Linked DNA regions of Homo sapiens: all the other regions are linked to region 4. Evidence: chromatin contacts called from ENCODE Hi-C or POLR2A ChIA-PET data. All regions are on one chromosome and are shown on one strand. Each heading gives the region's core, a stretch centred on a gene start or an enhancer-like site at or near the end of the contact. The rest is flanking DNA. Distances are from core to core; before and after follow the strand shown. Region 1 has its middle 12 kb from the start of LINC01752. Region 2 has its middle 330 kb from the start of LINC00687. Region 3 has its middle 410 kb from the start of LINC00687. Region 4 has its middle 92 kb from the start of LINC02871.

The links. A loop is a pair of places that touch in the nucleus more often than their neighbours do. ChIA-PET counts read pairs that join two places held with the same protein, here RNA polymerase II (POLR2A).
Region 1: a loop to region 4 is called in a map of mammary epithelial cell, with 2.5 times the contacts of the local background. The contact joins two enhancer-like sites. A Hi-C loop is called at or near these places in 1 of 168 maps with a recorded cell type or tissue (mammary epithelial cell). POLR2A ChIA-PET finds 5 or more read pairs at or near these places in 1 of 52 experiments (common myeloid progenitor, CD34-positive).
Region 2: a loop to region 4 is called in a map with no recorded cell type, with 2.2 times the contacts of the local background. The contact joins two enhancer-like sites. A Hi-C loop is called at or near these places in 1 of 168 maps with a recorded cell type or tissue (A673) and 1 of 37 single-sample maps with no recorded cell type.
Region 3: a loop to region 4 is called in a map of mammary epithelial cell, with 2.9 times the contacts of the local background. The contact joins two enhancer-like sites. A Hi-C loop is called at or near these places in 1 of 168 maps with a recorded cell type or tissue (mammary epithelial cell). POLR2A ChIA-PET finds 5 or more read pairs at or near these places in 1 of 52 experiments (WTC11).

Annotation. Positions count from the first base shown.
Region 1 is chr20:10,738,112-10,743,413 of GRCh38, forward strand. No RefSeq gene overlaps it. Among named protein-coding and RNA genes, the nearest start is that of LINC01752, 12 kb to the right of the region's middle. Within about 2 kb of position 1,689, at least 3 of the 41 ENCODE cell types and tissues checked have a DNase peak (open chromatin) inside an H3K27ac peak, as active enhancers do.
Region 2 is chr20:11,541,501-11,546,189 of GRCh38, forward strand. No RefSeq gene overlaps it. Among named protein-coding and RNA genes, the nearest start is that of LINC00687, 330 kb to the right of the region's middle. Within about 2 kb of position 2,116, at least 4 of the 41 ENCODE cell types and tissues checked have a DNase peak (open chromatin) inside an H3K27ac peak, as active enhancers do.
Region 3 is chr20:11,453,637-11,458,701 of GRCh38, forward strand. No RefSeq gene overlaps it. Among named protein-coding and RNA genes, the nearest start is that of LINC00687, 410 kb to the right of the region's middle. Within about 2 kb of position 1,940, at least 8 of the 41 ENCODE cell types and tissues checked have a DNase peak (open chromatin) inside an H3K27ac peak, as active enhancers do; they include mammary epithelial cell, where a contact is called at or near this core.
Region 4 is chr20:11,116,627-11,121,255 of GRCh38, forward strand. No RefSeq gene overlaps it. Among named protein-coding and RNA genes, the nearest start is that of LINC02871, 92 kb to the left of the region's middle. Within about 2 kb of position 1,330, at least 2 of the 41 ENCODE cell types and tissues checked have a DNase peak (open chromatin) inside an H3K27ac peak, as active enhancers do; they include mammary epithelial cell, where a contact is called at or near this core.

The sequences.
Region 1 (5,302 bases), core at 439-2,938, 380 kb before region 4:
GAAAAAAATCATTGTCACTAGACACAAAGAAATGAAAGGGTGGACTTCAAAATCCAGGGAGAAAGCAACAACTAACTTCGTACTTAATGGTGGCTATTAAATCACCTTCAGATCATGAAAAAAGCAAAAATATTTACTCTGGCCAATTCCATTAACATTGTACTATAGTTCATACCAGTGCCATAAGGCAAGAAAAAGAAAAACAGGCATAGAGATTGAAAAGAAGAATACAACTCTTTACTCACAAATGGCATTTTTATCTATGTAACAATCCTGAGAAATTGACACAAAAGCTTCTAGAACTAATATGTAAGTGTAGCAAGATTTCAGTACTCAAGGTTGATATACAAAATCAATAGTATTTGTGTATCCAACAGCAAACAATTGAAAATAAAATTAAAAATACCATTTAAAGTAGCGTCAAAAAGCATAACATACTTAAACTTATTTCTAACAAAATGTGCAAGACTTGTACACAAAAATACAAAACATTTCAGTCATGGAAGACCTAATAAATGGAAAACTATGCCACATGCATGGTTTAGAAAACTCAATATCATTAAGATGTCAGTTCTTCTCAAATTGCTCTCTAGCAGGAATTGGCAAATATTTTGTGTAAAGGGACAGACAATAAATATTTTAGGTTTTGTAGGCTATATGATATTAATTGTGGCTATTAAACCCTGCCTTTGCAATGCAAAAGTATAGATAATATGTAAATGAACAAGTGTGGCTGTGTCTCCATAAAACTTCATTTACAAAAACAGGTGGGGGGCTAGATTGTCCCTCTTCTATTGCACATAAACTGAAAAACAAGAGGTAAAACCAGAGGGACTCTAGGGTGGCTTCCAACTTTGTCTTTTTCTAATTGTGCTAGAGAAAGAGAGAATATAAGTTATACCTGCTTCTTTGGCTGCTAATTCTCTTGCCAACCTTATCTTCATATATAAAAGGTGAGTATTAAGTCTACTTGGTAGTGTTGACGGGGGGATTAAGTGAAATAATGTAAAAATCTGGGACGATGTCAGACTTGTTCAAAGATATTCACACTTCCCCTGCTCTCTGTTATATTTTCCCATTTGTTTTCAGAATTTAGCTTTAAGGTTTGGGAATCCAAATACTGTTTTCAATCAAGCAGCCAAGGCTTCAGATGACAAGCTTGTGTGTGTTTGGAAAACGTGGCCTCATGATGTGCACACCTAGGACTGGTGCAGCTGTCATACTGCCATTTCTTAGTGTAGGGTGCTGGGGTTTGAATTTTGATAATCCCTGTGGGACACCTCAGAAGGACTAGGCTTTATCTCCAAAGGGGTCACAGTGAGTAGAGTTTTGGCTTTATCTCCAAAGGGGTCACAGTGAGTAGAGTTTAGGATGCCATGGGGTTGCAGTCCAGAATCACCAGGCACCTAGTCCCATTTCTTTTTTAAGAAGACATGCTGCTTCTTGTAAACATTACACTCCAGCCTCCCGGCATAATCCCAAATAATGTCATTTCTGGGAAAAGTTGATAAGTGGTGAGAATTTAAGCCTTTTCATCTGTTGGGAATAAAAGTGGGTAGACATGCAGAAGTTTTCTTCTACCTTACATAGTTGCACCTCCTCGGCATTCACTTTCCTTTCACTTTCTGGAATTGAGCTGGCCAGAGATGAGGATCGGTATGCTGCTTCCTTCAGCCCTGCCCTGTGTGGCGTTTGTCTTGCAACTTTCCCATGCTTGTTTCAACAGGAAAAAAAGCAAAGAGATTGACATATAGCTACCCCGAGGCTAGATTGTCACCGAAATAGATTTCTCCAAATAAAAATAAGGGCCGTTTTTGCTTGCAAGGCCTTGCAATGAAACAGAGTTAATAAAAACTGCATGGGAAACTCACATTGCAGCTATAAAAATATTAAAAAATAGAATTCTTAGCTAAAGTCAGCAGTGATTGTTGGCTCGAGGTAGAAATTAGGGAGTAAAACATTCTGAAACACTCATTGAAAGTGAAGAGAGGGAAGAATTATTACCCTTTATCCATTTGGTTAACCCTTCAGAAGTAAAGCTAGAGTCACACTTGCTTAGCAAGTGATTAAGTACTGGGTTTTTAAGCGTAGGACAGACCATTTTCTCCTGTGGCTAACCTGTAACAAACAGAAAATAGGGCCACTTAAAAATTAGCACAAACATATATAAGAAACAAAGCTGCTCCAACAGGAAAACTTGGTAAGATCATTGACGAAAACGTCTACAGCTTCATTCGTTCTTCTCCTTCAGCCTCTGTCCCTGTGTGTGTATATCAGATGTCTCTGAGGTTAAAGCTTGTGTGTCCTCCTGGGCTGGAGTACAGGGACACCCTTCATCACTCTCCAGTCCCCAGTGCCCAGTGTCATCATCTGGAATATCTTCTGGAACCCTGGAGGGATGGTTTGTTTCTACAGCTCCCCACTAGCAGGGGTCTTTCCTCTAAGAATGGTGCTTCCAGGATCTCTCCAGGCTCAGTTTCAGGCGCCACTAGATCATCAGGGAATGGTGATTGATTATCTGAGAAATGTATCTATTTGCATTCAGGATTCACCAAGTCACTATTCTAATGGGAACTCACTAATTGGCTTCACTAATTCCCACTTAGAACTACAAGCATTAAAAGTCACAGTATCTAAGACAAGTGAGCTTTTAGCTCCTGGTTGCAATAGGGGAATTTATAAGAATATTTAGAAGTGATCCAGGTTCCTTTCTTTCCCTCTCCTTAAAGCACATAAACTCTGGTCATTTTCACAGGTTTTTGCTAATTAATACCACCACTGTGGAAATGGGGGCTGTTCTACAAACAAGCTGCAACAAATGGGATTTTTATTGCTGGTGGAAAAGTCTGGGGAATAATTAGCAGATCTATGGAGATCCCTTGACTCCGGGCATCTGCATGGTAATGGCCAACCCTGGAGATCACTCAGGGAAATGGGGTCGGACTTTCCACCTTAGGGCACATTTATATTGTCAGTTACAGCCTTCAAACTGCAGTGGGACAAATGTGGGAAAATATTTTGTGAAATACTAGACAAATGAACCTGGTGTTGACCAATCTCAACTAGGAAAACTGGCTCTGCTTTGCTAAGTGCTGTACAGCAGCCAAGACTCGCAAATGAAATATTTTGATATCTTGTTAAACTTGAGTCCCCAGAGGGAGGCACACACACATACACATGATGGACTCGGGTCCTCAAGGTGGAAGGCCAGAGAAGATTAGAGAAACGACTGGCTCGAGGGGGGAAGAGAGAACCGTGAGGTCATCTGGTCCAGAGGTTTGTACTCAAAGGATCCTTGGAGAGAATCCAGGGGGATTCTGTGAACTTGGATGGGAAAATAATTACATTTTTGTGTTCCCTAACGTCTAATTGAAATATACTCTTTCTTTCTATTTCAAATGAGGACAAAAAATCATAAGAACATCAGCTATACCCATGATATTGACACAGTGGAAATCAAAGATGTCTTTATATCATATTATAGTGTAGATATCTCAAGACATCATCTCTGCCCATCACTTCTGTGAAATTATGGTAGTTACTGAACCCACTGCTAGATCTTCTTCTTTAGTGTGCTACTAAAGAAAATACATATATTACTATATCACACATTTAAAACTATTTTGAGTACTGTGTTTTCTGTCATTAGGTTTTTGAGTAACTTTATATATTTTATCTACTTATGAGCAAAAAGCATTATTCTGAGAACAGGACATAGTCTTTATCACACTGCCAAGAGGTCCATAATACATGGTATAAGATCCCCTTCTCGCCCAGTCTTCTCTATTTACAGCTGAGGAAATCGAGGCAGCGCTGGCAAGTGGCAGAGAAAAAGCTGGAACCCCAAGGTGCTGTCTCTAAGTCTGTTCTCACCATTCTTCTGCAGGAGAAGAAAGTACCCTTGGTAAAAACAACATGGAATACTTTCTTAAAACAATGTTTCAACGTGTAGGAATCAGGGATGATAAGTAATTCCCGAGGCTAGTCTTAGCTAGAGAATTTGTTTTCAAATTCAAATATACTTTTCTACCTTCATTTTAAAGTGTGGACATTGCCAAGTTAAGTGAATGTTGTTATTTTAAAAAATTAACATGGAGGCCCAATTATGTGGGTTATATTTAAACAGTTCCACAGAATATATTTCATGTTATTTTCTACACCTATAGCAGCAAGTTTATCTCCTGCATATTTAAGGCAATTTGAAATGAAATTTTTAATCTGTGAACACCCCAACTGTGAGCCTTAGGAAGCTGGGTGTCAGACCAAGCTAGGTTACGATGAGTATGGATAATTTAAATTATCAACTTCATGTATTATCTAGAATGGCATGCATTGATTATATACATGTGTACATGTACTTACTAGTGGAAAAGACAAGAAGCACATTCATTTCAAGTAGTTGATGTCTCTCATGAAAGCATTAGCTGATTCTACTTCCTTGGTGTGGACATAAAGATGAAAGAAATTCAAATAAATTATCTCTTAATGGTTAAATTGATGGCACATTTTCTCAAAGCAATTGATCCTGACACATTGTGGTTTTCTAAATTTCATAATTTGTGGAATTGTAAAACTGTAGAATGGAAAGGGATCTTATATGTCATCTAATTCAGTAATTCTCAAACTTTAGATTTCTCGACCATTCTCTTTTTTCTTTTTCAGCAATTTATCAGATGGGACATAGATAGGGGCACATTTATTCATCTATTTTGGCTTTAATGTTTATGTTTTAGTTTTGAAATAATATCAGACTTATAAAAAAGTCACAAATATTGTATAATTTCAGTATGCCCTCATCCAGACTCTTCAAATAGTAATATTTCTTACAATTACAGTACAGTGATCAAAATGATAAAATTAACGTTGATACGATCCTATTGTCTAAGCTATAGTCTTTACTTAGATTTTACATTATTTCACTAATATCCTTTTCTTGATCCAGAATCCAATGTAGGATTGTATGTTGCATTTAGTTGTCACCTCTACTTATTCTCCTTTAATCTGAGACATTCCTCAGTCTTTCTTTGTGTTTTGTGACATTGAACGTTAAACATTTTGCCAGTGATTTTGTGAAAGTTTCCTCATTTTAGGTCTGTCTGATGTTTTTCATGATTCTTCTCAGGTTATGCACTTTTAGTAGGAATACCATGGAAGAGATATTGTGTCCTTCTCAGTGCAGCCTATTAGGAGGCATGTGGTGTTGATATCTTATCACTGGTGATATTAACTTTGATCACTTGGTTAACGGAGTGTCCGCTAGTTTCTCCACTATAAAATTACACATCTCCTGTTGTAATCAGTA
Region 2 (4,689 bases), core at 866-3,365, 430 kb after region 4:
TTCTCATGCTGCTCCTTAGAATTCTAAAGACTCATGATGTCTGGCACTCTGCTAGGCTGGACCTTCACTTTTGAGACGGATTCAAAGGTAAATTTTGTTTTGTTTTGTTTTGTTGATATGGAGTCTCACTCTGTCGCCCAGGCTGGAGTGCAGTGGCGCAATCTCGGCTCACCGCAAGCTCCGCCTCACCGCAAGCTCCGCCTCACCGCAAGCTCCGCCTCCCTGCAAGCTCCGCCTCACCGCAAGCTCCGCCTCCCGGGTTCACGCCATTCTGCTGCCTCAGCTTCCCGGATAGCTGGGACTACAGGTGCCCGCCACCACGCCCGGCTAACTTTTGTATTTTTAGTAGAGACGAGGTTTCACCTTGTTAGCCAGGAAGGTCTTGATTTCCTGACCTCGTGATCCGCCTGCCTCGGCCTCCCAAAGTGCTGGGATAAAGGCAAATGTTTTAACCAAAAGGAGTAACTCTGTAAGGGTTCCATGTGAGACACTGTGGTATCTTGTAGGTGGAAAAAACTTTATGATATGAGAAGAATAAGCTGCGAATTCTTCTTCTTTTCACATTACCAAAGATACATGTTTTCTCTCTTATTTTAATAAGTCTTATTTTAATAATAAAATTGTAATTGCAAGCCACCTCTAAAGTCTATACATGTCTTATTAGTCATTTTATTTATTTATTTTTTTAATGCTCAAGGGGTTGTTTTGATACAGACACGTGGGATACCAGAATGCCTTTATTTTGCAGAAGAACAAACTGAGGCTGGAAACAGAACTATGCAAAATGATGACTTAAAACATGAATACTTACATGTTTATACGTGTCTTTTTAATAGAAAATAAATAGCCATTAAAATCTAGGGGAAAATTACAGAGAAATTCAGAAATAAATGAACCAGAACATCACCCCCAGGTATTTCTGCTATGGAGTTATCGATGAATTTTCTCCCAGTCATATTGTCTATGAATTTGTTTTAATTTGTGGTGTTTTGCATTCATACTATTTGCACAATTTTGTATCTTTATGTTTTTAATGTTAAGAACATAAACACATCAATTACTTGTTTTCACAACAAAGTATTTCCATGAATGAACATGCCTTTGTATGCTAGACAGTTTCCTGGATTTTTAACCTTTAGATGTTTTCTGGTGTCACATTAATATAATACTGTGTCCAAAATCTTTTTACCTTTTTTGCTTTAAAAAAAAACTAGTTAAATTAGTCAACCAATGTTCTGAAGAATATTGTTAGATTCAAACTTTTAAAGTATGTTTGGAAGTTAGTTTTAGATGAGTTGCTTCGAAAATATCTACGTTTTTACCTTGCTTTAGTTTTTTTCCTTATGTAAGCATATCTAGTTTACATTTTCACAAACAGATATTAGAGGTGTGTTGTTTTATTAACTGTTTAAAAGTCTGTCCAGTATATTCAATGAAGACATCAATCAGAATAAAATTACAAGCTAAAAATAATTCTGAAACCTTTCTTTATAAAATGGTTATCATGTGTGTCATCTATGTTGTTGTGTTTGTAAATACCTATGCTAAGTGGATGGGCATAGCTCACCCAATAACTGAAAAGATTTTTTGTGGGGACACAAGGACCCTTCTTTTAGGTACAGAAACTGCAACAAGCTATATAGTGGAGCTAAACTTAGGCGTACAGCAGCCTTTCCAAGAATTTGTGGCACAAAGCAGACAGGAATATTCTACACACACACACACACACACACACACACACACACACACACACACACACACATTCCGCTTCCTGTCTCTGACTTTCTAACTTGACCTTACTTACTTGCAAACTTGGAAATACAGGCATTCTCTCTCTCTCTCTCTCATAGAGTCATGATTCTCAAACATTAAAATAGCTTAAAAATTAACATACCTTAATGTCATCTTAAAGAGTGAGGAAATATTTAGCGATCCTGTGAACAATTTTTATTTTCTGTAAACTTCCCCAATCCTCACATTTACCTTCCTAGGTAACTATGTGCTTGACTTATATATTTTTTCTGCATTCTTTGTAGCCCTTTCTTTCCCCCCATGGACAACTGTGTGTCCCAGCATTACAATACATGTGTGGACAAAGAAGCTTTCTGTCCAGAGAGAAATTAAACATTCCAGTGGCTTTTCTCACCAAGTCCTGACACAGAGTGACCCTTGGCATCTCATTTGTGGGCGAGCGTTGAAGATGGTGGAGAGATAACCTGAAGCAAATCTCAGCCTGTTGTTCAGGCTGCCTTGGGCAGTCCAGAGAAGAACAACATTTAGAACATTTATGACCTGTAAAATTTATCCTCTAGAGTTGAGCCCACAATTTTTGGCCAATAATTATATGTGAGAGTAAAATATAAGGGACATATCTTGGAAGCAGTATTGCTGAGTACTTCAGAAATGAATGACTATTTTAATCAACCTACCTACATTTGGGCGATTATCCAAACTATTTGGCTTTTTACTCCTCTCCCCTTCCAAACTTACCCTCCTAAAAAATGTTTGAGAGTTAATAAAATGATGTATTTAGAGCTCTTAAGCCCTAGTTCACCTTGTTTTTTTTTTTCTTAGTTACCTTCGTGATTACTTCTAATTCTGCCCTGAGGTGCAAACTTGATTCCATTCAAAGGAAAAGGAAACCAAAACAAACAACAAATAAAAAGTAACTGAGGAGTGTCTCCAAAAACTACTACTGAAAACCTAGTTTACCTACAGTTCAAATATGATCCACTCTCGCCATCTGCTGGCTGTATTTTTGATTTTTTAAAAGGGAAGTACTGGCACAGACACATGGGCTAACGTTATTGTGTTTTGATGTGTTGTGAATATGTGTGGGGAAGCTGGGCACTAAACCGTCCAACATTCAAATTCAGTATGTTTTTGAGCACCTATATTTAGCTGAGTCTCCCTAGTTTATAATTTGGTGGAGGGTTTTATACGTAGAGAATCATCACAGTCAAGACGAAGTAGAGACTGGGACCAACGGCTGCATCCGTCAGGGAGAACTTCTGTCAAAGAATAACGCACAGACACTGGGTCTCAGAAAGTGGCTGTCTCTGAGGACTCAGCGTGTTTCTTCTCTTTGATGAAACTAATGATGACTCAACTCCATGGATCTAATTGTCTCCCTCTAGAATTACCTTTTCTGAGTGTTCAGGGCTCCTTGATGGTTTTGGGTTTGTTTGTTTGTTTGTTTGTTTGTTTTTTGAGATGAAGTTTTGTTCTTGTTGCCCAGGCTGGAGTGCAATGACGCGATCTCGGCTCACTGCAACCTCTGCCTCCCGGTTTCAAGTGATTCTCCTGCCTCAGCCTCCCGACTAGCTGGGATTACAGGCGCAAGCCACCATGCCTGGCTAACTTTTGTATTTTTAGTTAAGACTGGGTTTCACCACGTTGGCCAGGCTGGTCTCGAACTCCTAACCTCAGGAGATCTGCCCACTTTGGTCTCCTAAAGTGCTGGGATTACAGGCGTGAGCAACCGAGCCCAGCCTACCCAGTGGTTTTTTCTTTAGACGGAGTCTTGCTCTTGTCACCCAGGCCAGAGTGCCGTGGCACAATCTTGGCCCACTGCAACCTCCACCTCCCCAGTTCAAGCGATTCTCCTGCCTCAACCTCCCAAGGAGCTGGGATTACAGGCTCTCGCCACCACCCCTGGCTAATTTTTTTGTATTTTTTTAGTAGAGACGGGGTTTTACCATGTTCGCCAATATTCTCCTCCTCCAAAAGGCGTGCCTCAGCTGACCCATCGAGGTTTCCCCGAATATAACATTAACCAACCTATTTGGAGTGTTTTACCCAAACACATGTATTTAAGCCACACAATAACCCTATGAGGTAGCCATTATTAATCGTGTTTTATAGATGAGGAAATTGAAATCCAAAGATATTGATGACAGAACTGCTAAGTGATAGAGTCAGCACAATGCCTGGATGGAAATTCACTTCCAGAACCACATCTTCACCACAAACATTGCTGTCAGGGCTCTCCAGGTAACCCTGTTTCTGTCCGTGCAGTGTGCAGCTAACAGAATTCCCTTATCTCAGCTGGGAAACAGGAGTGATGGAATCATTTCCCACTCCCAAGTCATCGCCACAAAACTTCTCCTTCAAAATTTGTCTCCGGAATCACTTGTTCAAAAAGCCCTTTGAATTTCTCTTTCTCTCTGAGTACTCAGAATATGCCTGTCCTATAAAATTTCATTTGGCGGCTTGTTTTCTTCGTGCCCCTCTAATATTCACCAAGATTATATTTATTTGACTTTACTCTCAGAGTGTACTTTGTGGGGGGGGGACAAAAGTGATTATTTTTCCTCTAATGCTGTCGTATAAATGCTATGGCAATCTAGTACCTCTCATACGTAGGGATATGCCCAGGTCTTAGGGAAAACTCACTTGTACATATCTGTGTTATTGGGCCTGTGGGCCAATGATATTTCTATTTCCTGTTCTGCAACTTTGTGTACAACAATAATTTAAAGTAGCTTCCAAAGGATAAAAAATGTTCTCTAAGAAACTGATGAATCTATATTTACTTATGTTGCCCCACATCCTGCACATTCTTTTTCTTCGAATTAACTTTCATTTTCTTTCTATCTTTCCTTTCCTTCAGGTTAATAACCTTTGCTGGTGGGGTTCTCCAGAATCAGCTGCCAAAACAGAGTCTGAGTTTCAAGGTACTTATTAGGG
Region 3 (5,065 bases), core at 690-3,189, 340 kb after region 4:
AGGTTCACCAATGGGGCAACAGGAAATGAATTGTGATGTGTCATTCCCTAGATCACTGTGTACCAGATAAGTGAACTCACTGATACATATAGAAAACCTGAAGTTGAATGAAAAAAGCAAGATGCAGTGCAATGAAAATAATATGGTATATGTAGATAACATTTTTAAATATAGGCACAAAATATTGTTATGCTTTCATCTCATACACACATACATAAATGTGTTATATATAATACATATTTATTTGTCAAAATATTTTTTAAAGTTTAAAAGAAAATATAGCAGACTCATCAAGGAGGTGAGAATGAAAATGGAATTTGGGATGAGGTCAAAGCGTTTTCAACTATATCTATAATATTGCATTTTTCTAAAAAAAAAATTTTTAAATTTTAAGTAATTAAGCCCCTAAGTAATTAAGCATGCAAGGTAAGGTACTACTAGGAAGTATGCATGTGAGGAACCAATGGGCCAGGGTGTTTTAGCCCTGACCTTGTACACATCCAGTCTGGCTTCATAGACACATGTTGCAGAATGGCAAGGAAATAGTTGGGATAGCAAAGGGTTCAGCAAGAGGTCAAATGGGACAAGGGAAATAAAGAGCAAGATGAAGACTCTGAAGAGGAATCCCCTACTTTCATAGATATTTCTAGAACCATTGTTGGCCCCAGTGACACAGTTTACCAATCTTCAGTTATAGCAATGCTGTTCCCTATGCATATGTACCTTAATCTTACAGATCATTTGTTTCAGGCATTTTTTACTTGATTAGTTTCCAATACATTGTTTAGATTTCTTTAGATTCGGAGAGAAGGCCCAAAACATAAAACAATTTATAATTAGAAGTCTGAAGCTATAAAAGTCACCTAACATTTGTGCATACTATTTTCAAAGATGTGGAATTGTGTTACATACTTAAAACAGCATCCTTCTAAGTGTATTACAATGATCTGCTTTACTCAAAGTCTACTGATCTCTCAAAGACTCCTTGATCTCTCAATATGTTTTATTTTATATAATTCAAAGAGAAAACAAAGGAGGATCCCTTGGTTACGTATCTTCTGGAAATATTGGGTTACAGCTAATCATCTTTCTGTATTGTCTGACTTCTCCAAATCTTTAATATTCCACAGTGGGCTGTGAATGCACAAGTGTGAAACATAGTATGCAATATTTCCCTAACCTATTTGCACAGAGAATTATTTGTTATTGGGGCTTTCCTCCCCACACCAGACTTTAGAAAATACAGACCTAGAATTTAACCAGTAGATCAAATGAAACTTTAGTTTTATGTTTAAAACAAAGTTGAAAAACACGCTTCTCTAATCACATGAGTGTTTTTCTCTTTGGATTGAGACTCCTCTGCCCAAATTTGTATATAGCTTAGTGTGTATAACAGGGGAGGGGAGGGATTTCAACTACTCCTTGGAGCTGTCAAGTACTGAATCCCACTGATTAGCAAGGAGTTTCTCTCAACGTCTGAACAGCTTCTTGCCCTGGAGTAATATGTCGCTGAGTCATAGGGAAACATTGCTTGGTAATAATTGATGTACAGCTAAATCTTCTAAGCACTTTTTAACTATACAAATGCTTCTTGCCCCCACGAACAATGAACAAGAGAAGAGGCTTCCTTTTAACTTTAAATTAACTAGCATTTCAAAGAGTTCCAGAACATCTTTCAAACTCACTTCTCTGAGGACATCTAAATAGGACCAGTGACTCCCTGAAGGCACCTTCTACCCCAGAGCTCTGTTTCCTTTAGATACTGAAGTACAATAAAGTTGCTTTATAGTCATAGAGGAAATAAACAGGCTGCTGTTCTCAAAGAATGCGAAGCCCTTACCTGTGCCTTGAAGATAGGAACGTTTATGAGTCCCAGGGGACAGGGACAGCCCCCGGATGTGAGTAGTTTCCAGAGAAACAAGTTGATCTGAAGTTTTTCCTGGAGAGTTGGAAAATCTGCCACATGTCATCCAGCGCTTATTTCTTTGGTGGGTTTTACACTTGGGTGTCATTCAGCAGTTTTATGAGAGCAAGACAATGGATAGAGAAGCCATAAAAAAAATTCTTCTAGTTCTTTAAGGTATGAGTCATCTTTACCATTGAAACCTTTGGTCACAGCCTGAATAGAAGAGGCAACATGCACTGCTTTTTTTTTTTTTTTTTTTTTTTTTGGTAGGGGTGGAGGGAGAAGAGTTTTCAAATGTGTTGCTTCCATTCAGGAGGGAAAGATTATTTAGGGATCTATTGATTTTTCATATGTGGTTTGATTGCATTTTCCCTCACTTGAGTTTCTGGATGTGCTCATAGATTGAACCTCAGTTATGTGGGAACTTTCAGTGTCAGTTTCTAAGAGTAAGAGGCACGGCAGCATTAATTTGACCTTCTCCATGATAAGGGATCCATTTTAGAAACAGTAATAATAGCTCACACTTGTTGAACACTTATTTGTTGTCAGGACCTGATATAAATGTTTCATATGTCTTTACTTATTTAATGTGCATAGCAGCTACAATGCAGTAGTTGTGGTAGATTGTGCAAAAGTGGCTGCAATTCTCCAACCTTCCCTGTATCTGCATCCCTTTGCAATGTAACTGCAACTCCTTGCATCAAGAGATGAAGTCAATATCCTCACCTTCTAAATCTGGGCTAACTCCCTCGTGGCTCTGTGATTAGAGGTGCTGGCTGACCTTGGGTGGCCCCAGATGGATGGCTCCTCTGGCTTCCTCCACATGGTCTCTTATCCTTCAGCTAACTAGCCCAGGCTTGCTCACCTGGCTGATGGACAGGGTCTAAGAGAAGAAAGACAAGGGCAAGGCCTTTTTGAGGTCTAGGTTCGGAAATGCCACAACAATACTTCTCCTACATGCTGTCAGACAAAGAAAGTCATAGTGGCCAACCCAGATTTGAGGGGTAAACAATAATCTACCTATTGATGGGAGTTGCCACAAAGTCACACTACAAAGGGCCTGAATACAGGAAGAGCCATTTTCCCCCATGGGTTTCAAATGACCATGAGAATCCACATTGCCATCATCTAGAACAGTAAAAAGTGAACTAATGATTAATACATTCAAACATCAGCTCTTCATTAAGTTGCTTCTGAAGTGGATACTGCACAATCTTGTAAATGATTATTCATGGTCTTTTCACATAAGTCACCCAATAGTTTGACATTGTCTTTCAATTTTCTCCTTTATATCATTAGTTCCTTTACTTTTAAGGCAGACTTGGACAAAATTCATTGTTTATTATATAATAAGTATAGTGAGTATACCACTCCAAAGAGGACTGGACAAAGCAAGAAGACAAAAACCTGATGCAGTGCTTTTCAACAAGAAGGTACATATTAGAATTACCTGGGGAATGTTCTCAAACTTCTTTCCCTACCTCCATTCTGAGGCATATGTTTATTTCCAGGGCAAGGAAGATGAAGACAAGCACTTGTGTTCAAACAAGCCCTTGGATAACTCTAATACGCATTTCCTTCACTTCTCCTCCTCAGTTAAGAATGTCTGCCTAACAATTTGATGGAGTTGTTTGAATACCTTTGATAAGGTGAAATTATTGTGGCAGTATAATTAGAACAATGTGTTTTCATACAAGCTCTTCTATGTTATAGCTAAGAAACCTTGAGAAAGTCACTGGTCTTCTGGGAGCCTCAGTTTCTTCATCTCTAAAATGGGGATCATAATAACTTGCCCATCTCAGAGGCTCAAATGAGATAATTAGGAGAAAAAAAGTGCTTTGCAAACTGTAAAACTCTAAAAAACTGAAAGGAATAGAAACGTTTAGTAACTTCCCTTAATTATGCCAAAGCCCTGCAAGTTAGTCTAGAGTATTCTGTATGAAATATTCTAAAAGTGAATCCTGCCATTTCCTGACAGGCGTCAGTCATTTATCTTTCCCATGATCTCTCTGAATGAGACTTTCCAAATCTAGTTAATTCCTATCTTTTAATATACACCACTGTAGTGTTGGAATGCTGCCGGAGATTTGGAAACGGGCTCAGAGATGAAGTTAAGAGGTCATTTTGCTGTTACTGTGCACTTACCACAAAAATGTGGCTTTGTGGTTATTCGACAAAAAGGTGTAATAATTACTTGCAGTGACTGTATAGAGGCATGTTTGAAAAACAGAATTTTAGAGGAAGGAAAGTCAATAACTTACATGTGTGCTGTGAGGAGGGAAATAGAACTAGAAATAGTTTGGAGACGGTTGCTTTTCATAGAGGAGTAGGATCAGACAGATGGGGGGCAAGTTGAAGAGTAAGCTCCCTGAAGGTTAACAGCTTCTCAGTTTTGTGGACACACACACACACACACATCTGAAATTTGATCCAGATTATAATATATGTGAAAAGCAAGTTGTGAGACAGTGTATATCCTTAGATTTCACAAGCCATAGGTAGAAGAGGCCACCACTGTGTTGGAACCCAATATTCTTTCTCAGCGGTGGGAGCAGGACCACCATGTGTACCATTCTATGGGAGCCATCTACACCACAGGCTGAGTGTCAGCCTTGGGTGGGAGAGACACTTATGTGTACATCATTTACACAAAACGATGGATAATTGCCACATTTCAAGTTACCTATTCCATTTGAAGTTGTGAAAGGTAAATGTTTTCACTTCTAAGAAAACTTTGCCCTTTTCTCTCATTTCAGAGGGAACAACACAGAGACTCAGAAAGGATAATCCACTGTCTCTGGTCCCACAGCAGTTGAACCCAGGTAGATAATCAGATCTGAATTGTTCTGTTTTTTTTGTCAACATGTTTCAGAAAGTTATGGTAGCCACCAACTGAGCTATTTCCTAATCCCCTTCTGCTAGAAGTGCCCCTATGTTTGCTCATTACGGTGTTGACGGTTATTTCACTTCTATACTTAGGGGGCCTTCGGGGATTCTACCGGCGACTTCTCAGAAGCCGTATTTATGCACTACCCAGAAGGAAAGGCCTGCAGTGTCTAAAATAGTTATAAAATGTCTGTGAGATTTGAGTGGGGTCTGCTTTTTTCTCCTTTCTTTTCTTTTTTACTCCCTCTGCCTTGTTTCATTTTATGACCACTC
Region 4 (4,629 bases), core at 80-2,579:
GGGTCAAATGGTATTTCTAGTTCTAGATCCCTGAGGAATCGCCACACTGTCTTCCACAATGGTTGAACTAGTTTACAGTCCCACCAACAGTGTAAAAGTGTTCCTATTTCTCCACATCCTCTCCAGGACCTGTTGTTTCCTGACTTTTTAATGATCGCCATTCTAACTGGTGTGAGATGGTATCTCATTGTGGTTTTGATTTGCATTTCTCTGATGGTCAGTGATGATGAGCATTTTTTCATGTGTCTTTTGGCTGCATAAATGTCTTCTTTTGAGAAGTGTCTGTTCATATCTTTCACCAACTTGTTGATGGGGTTGTTTGTTTTTTTCTTGTAAATTTGTTTGAGTTCATTGTAGATTCTGGATATTAGCCCCTTGTCAGATGAGTAGATTGCAAAAATTTTCTCCCATTCTGTAGGTTGCCTATTCACTCTGATGGTAGTTTCTTTTGCCGTGCAGAAGCTCTTTAGTTTCATTAGATCCCATTTGTCAATTTTGGCTTTTGTTGCCATTGCTTTTGGTGTTTTAGACATGAAGTCCTTGCCCATGCCTATGTCCTGAATGATATTACCTAGGTTTTCTTCTAGGGTTTTTATGGTTTTAGCTCTAACATTTAAGTCTTTAATCCATCTTGAATTAATTTTTGTATAAGGTGTAAGGAAGGGATCCAGTTTCAGCTTTCCACATATGCCTTCTTAAATGCAATAATTAGCATTAAAACCTTGCAAACACTATAATAGTCACTATGTAACTCCATGCATTCACTGGTATGGAGTTTTGGAAAATTCCAGTGTTGTTCTTAGTTCAAACATACATGGAAATACAAAAAAAACTGTTGACATAAAGTCTGTAGAGCACAGTTCTTCTTTTGAAATTTCTCGGCAAAGCATTTCAGCAATATAATTATCAGGCACAATTAAACAGAAACTCCACAACAATGTAGTACATCTTCAAGAGAAGGCTTGTGAAGGTTAGTTTATACTCATCTTTCATCATTGAGGTACATCTTCATGCCTCAAGGAGAAATGGTGTCAAACATAACCTGTGTTTGTCCTAGACATGTTAATTTAGCCAGAAGAGGTCAATCAAAGGCTAAAAGATGTCCAAAAAGATTTCTCCTATATGTTGGCCAAGGATGCATGACAAAGATAGAGATAAGATAGAGAAAGCAACAGCATGCTTAGTCTAATCCTAGATAGTCTGTGCTTAAGCAAAACCAAACAAGTTTTAATTGTTAACACACAGAGCCAGGTAATGCTTCATATCACCATGTGAACAGATTATTAACAGTGGGGTTGTCATCAGCAGCATCATTGTTGTGTCTGAGCCATGTATGTGAAGCCTGTGTGTGACTCAGAGTGATATCATCAGTGTGGGCCAGGGGGTACTGGCAAGGACAAAGGCTGAGTCCAGTAGGGGATCTGCCAAAGAAAGTTGGCTTTTGAGTCAACATGAATCTCTTCAGGATCTGAACTGGGAAAAGCCCGGAGTGTCTCCATGGCCAAAGCCAAACAAATCAATTTTTGAAGGCCCTGAGGTCTTTATTAAATAAGGGAACTTGGTATACAAATTTTGAAAGGGGGGAAAAAAGCAATGAAATAAAATAGTACTCCACCTTTCAACATATTTTCAGAAGTACATTGTTCAGTGAAGCAGTTTCTGGGCTTCTCCACTAGGTATGGTTTCAGAGTGTGATTTTTAAAATCTGGCATGTCTTTGTCTATTACTCTCTTTGTGGGCTGTTGAACTGAATAGAGGCAGACATTACTCAGAATGAGGATGGAGACTGTCTGTTTTCGAGTAACAAAACTTTATTTTAAATGTCTACTTTGCCCCCAATTTTTTTTTGTAATGATGCAGTAAAAAATTATAGGATGCTTATCAGCAGACTATAATGTATTACAGATCCAAAGAGAGATTCAGATCCCTCAAACACCTCTTAAAAAGATGGGCCAGAAGGTGCCTTACAAAAGAATGGGATGTAAACCATGAACTTACTTTTCAGATGCCCAAAACTGCCATGAAAAGTTCATTTCTTTCAAAATTAGTGCTTTTAAATGACTCAAAATCATTATTATTTCATTCAAAAAATCACATACTTAAAAAGCACTGTATTTTCACACTTATTTTCAGTTTATTGTATACAGACAAGAGCTCATGACTGGCCAATTTATCATTAATATCTTTATTTTTCATAGTACATATTTTTACAGAATGACATTCCTGCATTTAGCCAGAACAAAACAATTCAGTTAATTTTGAATATTACTCATGCTTACATGGAAAAGGATGAAAATATTCTACTGGAAAACAAGAGACAATTCATCTTACTTGCACCTGGAATCTTCTGTGAATCACAGAAAAATATTAACTTGACTCATATATAAGGATTTCCTCTCTATTAAATAAAACATGACTTATCTCTATACCTTTTCAGTCTTGTTAGAGAGTAAGAGAGTTTATTTTTTCCCAATGTCTTCCCTAAATGAAGTTTTAAAAATGTATTCTAATGTCCAGCATGACGTAATATTAAGTATTGAGTCATAAATCAAGACACCAGCGTTAGAGTTTCAACTTGGCCATGGATTTGTTTGTGGTTTTAGGTCTAATCACGTAATTTTTATAGGCATCAGTGTTTTCACCTTGAAGAATCTGCAGAGGACTGAATACGAATGTGTCTTAGGCTCCTCTTGGCATGAGCACCAGGTCAAAGCCTTTGGTGACACTTAGTATGATTTTTACCTTGGCCATCAGGAGTTTGTCCTGGACCTACCTCAGAAAGGTATTATGTAAGGAATATTGCATTCTTCTTCCTCAGAGTCAAACTGTTTTCAAATTCACTTGTAGCTGGGAATGAAGAGCTCACCCCATAAGGGCATATGTTTTCTATTTGGAAAACAGATCTGTGGAGGCCATTCTAATCAGTCTCATGTACCTTCCTTTGAACTTGAAGGCTCTGTAAACAAAACAATACCTCCAAACTATTCCAAACACCAGCATGAGCTGCCATCCTTGATAAGTTAGTGTGTGAATCTCCCTTTCCTTTTTGCTTTTATTGGAAGTGACATAGAGTATTTCTGCATTAAATTAAATCTGGCCCACATAGAGCTCTTTTACATGGAAAATGCGAGAACATGGGTTGTTGGCAGAAGTAAGGTAAATATAGAACCTCTGATGGCGTTTGGGTGCTATGAAGCTTATTCATCGCCACAGACCAGCAATGACAACATTGTTCACAAGTGGTAAGGTTGCAATAAAGTAGTGCAAGTCTTCCAAAAGATGTGGTATTAAAATTCATGCTAATTACTCTCCTGTCATTTTTCTACATGCCCACATATCTATCTAATTGTGCTAACTTTGATGGACTATTTCACTTCTTTTCATACCTCTTTTGGTTACTATTGAAAGAACTGGCTTATGAGTCTGGGTGGAGAAAGAGATGATGACAATCTTGAGTTTGAAATGTATTCTGGAGTCAAAAAAAGGGATTTGAATGAATTCTGAGCTCAGCTGAGTATAGTCAGTAGTTTAAGTGAAACTGTACTAACATAAATCTTGTGAATTAGCAGAACATGAAGACAAGTTAGCATTTTGTGGGGCTGCAGACTTATTGCCTCTGGCAGTGAAAATATGACTAGTTGCATTTTGTTCAGAACTTAGTAAACTATATAATGACATTACAAGTTGAAAAATAACTTGATTTTGAATTTACAGTTTTGAATCCATATGAGCTGTCTTCAAAACTGCTTACCTTACATTTCCCTCACACTGACATGTGATATTAATCCAATAAGGAATTAATGGGGAACTACTAAGTGCTAGGCACTTTGCTAGAGGTTGGGGATATACATATAGCTCAAAATCGACTGGAATTCTAGGCACTCTAGAGTTGAGACATTACTTATTATAATAATTGTAATTTGACTTCTGAGGTTCTTCGTGGGGGACATTCTAATGACTTCACTATGACATTCATGGAGAGAACTCTGAGGTCTTGGCATACATAGGTCCATCTCACACTTCGAGAATTTGGTGAAGTTCCCTGAAATGATCTAGGAACCCAGTATTGACATTTGCTATTCAGTCTAGCATTCAGTTCTTTTCATGAGGCTTAAGGGTCATGGTTTCAAAGTCTTTTCACCTATGAGTAAGAAAGAGTCGATTTGGAGAAAACAGAGCAAGCAAATTTTCCTGCTTATGATCATGCAGATGTTTCTGGAACATAAAGGGGAAGAGCCAGGTGGAATCACTCAAAATTTGCAGTTCATAGAAGGGTTTTTCTTCTGTTTGTGAGTGATGAGGAGATGAAGCTGAGTTTTATGGAAAACTGGGAAAAATTCTTATAAACCAAATAATTCATTTACAAACACATTTTCTATTATTTCTTGTGCTGGTTTTAGTAAATGTATACCTCTGGATATACATTCATTTTATCTCAATTGTAATATATTGACACAAAGTTGATTATATACTCTTTCTTTTTTAATGTCAGTAGGATCTTTAGTGGTGTCCTCCTTGTCATTACAGAAATTATCTGCATTCTCTCTCTCTCTCTCTCTCTCTCTCTCACCAGTCTTGCCAGGGGGTTATTCTATTATTATTATTATTTTTTTTTGAGATAGAGTCTTG